Linked DNA regions of Homo sapiens: region 1 is linked to region 2. A link is a loop called in an ENCODE intact Hi-C map of the cell type or tissue named here. Cell type or tissue: PC-3. All regions are shown on one strand. Links, peaks and the distances in the headings refer to the core of each region. The heading gives the core; the rest is flanking DNA.

What was found. Hi-C counts contacts between places; a loop is a spot of excess contacts. Peaks named below come from ENCODE experiments on the same cell type or tissue, not always from the same donor. Only the 100,000 strongest peaks of a DNase experiment are listed, where the experiment ranks them.
Region 1: a loop joins it to region 2, with 4 times the contacts of the local background. A loop is called at or near these places in 2 of 110 quality-filtered maps.

The regions. Positions count from the first base shown.
Region 1 is chr14:71,174,280-71,177,188 of GRCh38, forward strand. No RefSeq gene overlaps it. Among named protein-coding and RNA genes, the nearest start is that of SIPA1L1, 140 kb to the right of the region's middle. In PC-3, for the core only: no CTCF peak of the experiment used is centred there; a DNase peak (open chromatin) is centred at 1,412.
Region 2 is chr14:71,289,495-71,292,403 of GRCh38, forward strand. The region is part of intron 1 of LOC107984654 (a long non-coding RNA gene); the gene reads left to right. Among named protein-coding and RNA genes, the nearest start is that of SIPA1L1, 30 kb to the right of the region's middle. RefSeq lists an enhancer at 1,578-1,872. In PC-3, for the core only: no CTCF peak of the experiment used is centred there; a DNase peak (open chromatin) is centred at 1,707; H3K27ac peaks cover 2,500 bases.

The DNA.
Region 1 (2,909 bases), core at 257-2,756, 120 kb before region 2:
CCCAGCCTGGCTCTGCCCTTGCCGTGTAGGCAGTTTTGGGGTTTGGGTACTACAGTGGAGGGCCTGGGGGTGGGCAGCAATGGCTAATGCACAGGCAGACGCTTGGAGCCGAGAGCCCTGGGCTGCCTGTTGTGAACAATGACTGAGACCAAACACGACAAGGACAAGGAGGAATCAGGTTGGTGGTACCACAGATGCTTTTGTCCTTTCCGTAGTCCTCAAACTTTCTTATCATCTCATTGAGGAGAAAGCCCAACAAAAGTGCCATGAATTCATCAGTCATGGGGGAGATAGACTCATTTTCAAGTGAAGTCTTGGCAAGGATGAAACCGCCTTTGCAAAAATTATAACTGAGGAAATTATGACAGTGAAAGAGATCAGACCCAACCAACTCCATCTTGCTTCTAACCTTTAAGCTGTCCTTGTTCATTCCTGGGCAGAGGACGAACTAATCTTGTGAAGGAATTTAGTTCACGGTTTGACTCTGAAACAATATTGATAATAGCCCTTTCCCTAAAAGACCCCCTTCTTGTCTGGGGACAAGTCTGCCTTTACAGGATGAACAAACTAGCTACAAGATTAGAAATTACAGTTTAGGGGTCATGCAGCCTCTGGCTGCAAGAGTCTGAACCTCCCCAAATTGCTCCTGAGGATAACCTCACTATTGTAAAACCTAAGATCAGTGCTTGAGATATTTTGCAGACCCTGCACTGGATGGATCAGCTGACACCACCCACGCCTGGCCCAATTTTTGTATTTTTTTAGAGATGGGGGTCTCACTATGTTGCCCAGGCCAGTCTTGAACTCCTAGGCTCAAGCAATCCTCCCTTTTCAGCCTCCCAATGTGCTGGGATTACAGGCATAAGCCATCACCCCCAGCCATAATTTCTTTTACAGAAGTTTCTCAAATAAGTATCAGGCCCCCACAAAAGTTAGATCTGCCCTGGAGGGAGAATTCAGTAAAATTGTACTGAAGGAATAAAAGAATGAATCAGGCCGGGCCCGGTGGCTCACGCCTATAATCCCAGCACTTTGGGAGGGCGAGGTTGGTGGATCACAAAGTCAGGAGTTCAAGACCAGCCTGGCCAAGATGGTGAAACCCCGTCTCTACTAAAAATACAAAAATTAGCCAGGCATGGTGGCAGGAGCATGTAATCCCAGCTATTCAGGAGGCTGAGGCAGAGAATTGTCTGAGCCCAGGAGGTGAAGGTTGTAGTGAGCCAAGATTGTGCCACTGAACTCCAGCCTGGGTGACAGAGCGAGACTCCATCTCAAAAAGAAAAAAAGAATCAATGGATCAATCAAAAGTAATTAGAGTAAAATACAGGCATAAGGAAAATAGTATGTGCAAATACTCTCCTCAGCCTCCGGCTCTGCCTGGACTTTCGGAAGTTTGCTTGATGAGTCAGCTGTGTTGAGGGGAATCACCTACCTGCTGGCTTTGGCAGGTGCTTTGAGTTTTGGAAGCATTGGAGCCTCAGTCCACAGGATGCACAGGGATTGAAATTCACTGGAACTAGAAACAGCCTTTTCTTGGCTTCCCAGCTTGGCCTGCCAGCTTTCTTCTCACCTGCTAATTGAATGAGGTGGCTTGGAAGAGAGAAGTGTGGAGGGCTTGAGTTAACTCCCGCTCCCAAGCCCTTTTTTTTTTTTTTCCCCAGACAGGGCCTCTTGCTCTTTTGCCCAGGCTGGAGCACAGTGAAAACACAGCTTACTGCAGTCTTGACCTCCCAGGCTCAAGTGATCCTCTTGCCTTAGCCTCCGAGGTAGCTGGGACTATAGTCACGCACCATCACATCCAGCTAATTTTAAATTTTTTTGTAGAGATGGGGTCTCACTATGTTGCCCAAGCTGCTCTCGAACTCCTGGGCTCAAACAATCTGCCCGCTTAGGCTTCCCAAAGTGCCAGGATTACAGGCATGAGCCACTGCCGCTGGCCTCCCAGGCCCTTTTGACCCAATGGGGAAACAGTAGTTGAGAGTATCCTGGGCAAGTGTCAGTTTTCCTCTCTGAAAGGGATGAAGGCCCCACTGTTTTTTAATAGACTTTGTTTTTTAGAGTAGTTTTAGGTTCACTGCAAAAGTGAGAGGAAAGTGCAGAGAGTTCCCCTATCCTCTTACCCTCATCCATACAAGCCTCCCCCATTATCCACATCCCCCACCAGACTGGTACATATGTTAAAATTGATGGACCTACACTGGCACACCATTATCACCCAAAGTCTATGGTTCACACTGGAGTTCACTCCTGGTGTACACCCTATGAAGACCCCACTTTTTACAGGTTTGTTGTGAGAACTGGACTCTCTATCTGAAATTCCCTGGACTTAATTTGTGGCAGTTGTTAAACAATGCTCACTCCCCTCCCGGTTTTCCTTGGAACCTCCCAGTAGTAACCTAATTGAATAGGAAGTTTGATCCCATTAAAGAGTTGACTCAGCTTAGGGCTGGCATTGTCCAACTTGTGTCACTACTCTGAGAAATGGCCTTGTCTCCAGACCAAAACTCACCATAATGTGATCCTGAGGTGGGTCAGTCCATCCCCTATCCTTTGTCTCCTGTTTCAGTCTAAACAATGGAGAAGAAGCCCTGCTGTCTGCCCAGGGAACTCGTGATAATTGGTGCACTATACCTAAGTGTTTGTCACGTGGTTGCAAACACCACTGTTTCTTCAGGTGGAACACTGTTCTATAAGTTACAGCACTGAGGGATTCCACCAGTGTGGTTGGCAAGGGCTGGGCTTTAGTTTGAAGTTCATGGTGCCTCCTCTGTTATGCAAAGAACTTGGCCAGGGTCCTGAAGTGGGAAACGAGGAGAAGGCCAGAGGTCCAAGAGTTTTCTTTTTTGAGGCAGAGTCTTGCTGTGTCACCCAGGCTGGAGTGCAGTGGCGCGATCTCCGCTCACTGCAAC
Region 2 (2,909 bases), core at 246-2,745:
AGTGATTTTGGGGTTCCAATATTTATTTTCCTTTCACAGATTACATGATTTTATGACTTTACCTGTCGTGAAGTATTGCCTCAATTTCACAACATACCTTTCTTAAGCATCCACATGTGAGCCAGGCCCTAGGCTAGGCCCTGCAGACAGAAACACACCAGGGCACTGGCAGGGCTCTCAAGCCAGCATGACAAACTTCCCCCAAAGACCGCAGGACAGAGTTTACGAGTTTCACCTTCCACCTCCACCCAGTTGGTCCACCTGCAGGAAGTGAAGCCGTTCTAAAAAGTCAGAAGTGACAGATTCTGTGTCATAGGACAAAGAAAATGCAGGTGACAGGATAGGCAGTTGCATAAAGCTTGGCTGGGTGTTACCAGAAAGGTGTCCCCATCCAGACCCCAAGAGAGGGTTCTTGGACCTCAGGCAAGAAAGAATTCAGAGAAAGTCCATAAAATGAAAGCAAGTTTACTAAGAAAGTAAAGAAATAGGCCAGGCGAGGTAGTTCACGCCTATAATCCCAGCACTTTGGGAGGCCGAGGCGGTTGGATCACCTGAGGTCAGGAGTTCCAGACCAGCCTGGCCAACATGGTGAAACCCCGTCTCTACTAAAAATACAACAATTAGCTGGGTGTGGTGGCATGTGCCTGTAATCCCAGCTACTCAAGAGGCTGAGGTAGGAGAATCGCTTGAACCCAGGAGGTGGAGGTTGCAGTGAGCCGAGATCGCACCACTGCACTCAGCCTGGAAGACAGAGTGAGACTCCATCTCAAAAAAAAAAAAAAAAAAAAAAGAAAAAGAAAAAGAAAAAAGAAAGAAAAAAAAGTAAAGGAATAAAAGAAAGGCTACTCCACAGGCAGAGCAGCAGCATGGGCTGTTCAACGGAGTATATTTAAAGTTATTTCTTGATTATATGCTAAACAAAGGATGGATTATTCTTGTGTTTTCTTGAAAAGAGGCAGAGATTTCCTGGAACTGAGGATCCCTCCCCTTTTTATATAGAGTAGTTTTCAAATGTTGCCATGGCATTTGTAAACTGTCAAGGTGCCAGTGGGAGCGTCTTTTAGCATGCTAATGCATTATAAATTAGCGTATAATGAGCAGTGAGGACGACCAGAGGTCACTTTCGTTACCATCTTAGTTTTGGTGGGTTTTGGCCGGCTTCTTTACCACAATGTGTTTTATCAGCAGGGTCTTTGTGACCTGTGTCTTTTTTTTTTTTCTTTTCTTTTTTTTGAGATGGAGTTTCGTTCTGTTGCCCAGGCTGGAGAGCAATGGTGCAATCTCGGCTCACTGCAACCTCCACCTCCAGAGTTTAAGTGATTCTCCTGCCTCAGCCTCCCGAGTAGCTGGGATTACAGGTGTGTGCCACCACACCCGGCCAATTTTTGTATTTTTAGTAGAGACGGAGTTTCACCATGTTGGCCAGGCTGCTATCGAACTCCTGACCTCAAGTGATCTGCACCCCCCCTCAGCCTCCCAAAGTGCTGAGATTACAGGTGTGAGCCACAGCGTCCGGCCTGTGACTTGTATCTTGTGACCTCCTATCTCATCCTGTGACTAAGAATGCCTAACCTCCTGGGATTGCAGTCCAGCAGGTCTCAGCCTTATTTTACCCAGCCCCTATTCAAGATGGAGTCATTCTGGTTTAAATGCCTCTGACAATGGCTCTCCAGCCACAAAGGAGGAAGTGATTAAAGCATGGAGTCAGAGTTTTTCTGCACTGTTCCACACAGGAGGGCTCTCTTCAAACACAGTTTCCACGTTGAGCTGACTCACTGGCTTCCTCCTCCTACAGTGTCATAGTTACCTCTTTTCCAACTGCACTGCTGAGCAAGTGCAGAGATTGCTTGTTTCAAGGTAGATTGTTGAAAACTTCTTTCGTTTCTCATTTCTATTTCTAGGCATGTCACTGACTTGCTGAGTCATATTTGGCAAGCTCAGGATCTCTTTTTTCCTTGTTTTTCCATCTGGATAATATGATTTATAAAAAGCTCTAAGGCATTTTATTTGGAAAAAGGCATAAACATATAAAAATGATAGTGTTGTTTACCAAAAGACTTTTATCCATACATAGTTCAATTAAAACATCTGGCCAGGGATGGTGGCTCCCGCCTGTAATCCCAACACTGTGGGAGGCCAGGGCAGGAAGATTGCTTGAATCTAGGAGTTTGAGACCATCCTGGGCAAAATGGCAAACCCCTGTCTCCACAAAAAAATTACAAAATTAGCTGGGCATGGTGGTGCACAGCTATACTCTCAGCTACTCAGGAGGCTGAGGTGGGAGGCTCACCTGAGCTGGGGAGGTCAAGGCTGCAGTGAGTGTGATTGCACCACTGCACTCCAGCCTGGGCTACAGAACAAGACCTTGTCTGAAAAAAAAAAAATTGTCTCATCATAATAAAATATTTTTGTCTAATTTGTTCTTTACTGAGTGTGAAAGCTCCTGGAAAACAGGTAAAATTTGTTTCTCTATTTCTATTCCCAACACTCCGCATGGTATAATATAACGAAACTAGATATTCTCCAACTGGTCCTTGAGCCCAAGGGGAAATGCATGCGTGCTGGCAAACAGCTTAGAAATGTCATGAAGTTTTGTGGGTGCATTGGGGCATCTTTTGAGTTTCAAGTCTATATCTCTCCTCTGATTTCCCAAAGGTGTGATCCAAAAAAATTGTTAAAAACCATAAAAGAGGTCCTTAGTACATAAATTGTCAATTCCTGGCCATTCCTCGGAGGTACTGGCATTCTGGAGGCATCTACACAATTTCATAACAATTGTATTGTCCATGTAATACCAACTTCAAAGAGAAGAAATACAAAGAAAATGAAAAGCTGAACACTGTGATCATCTTGCTGACATTGAAGTAGGAGAGAGGCAAGAGATAAGAAAATTATCACTTAATATTAAC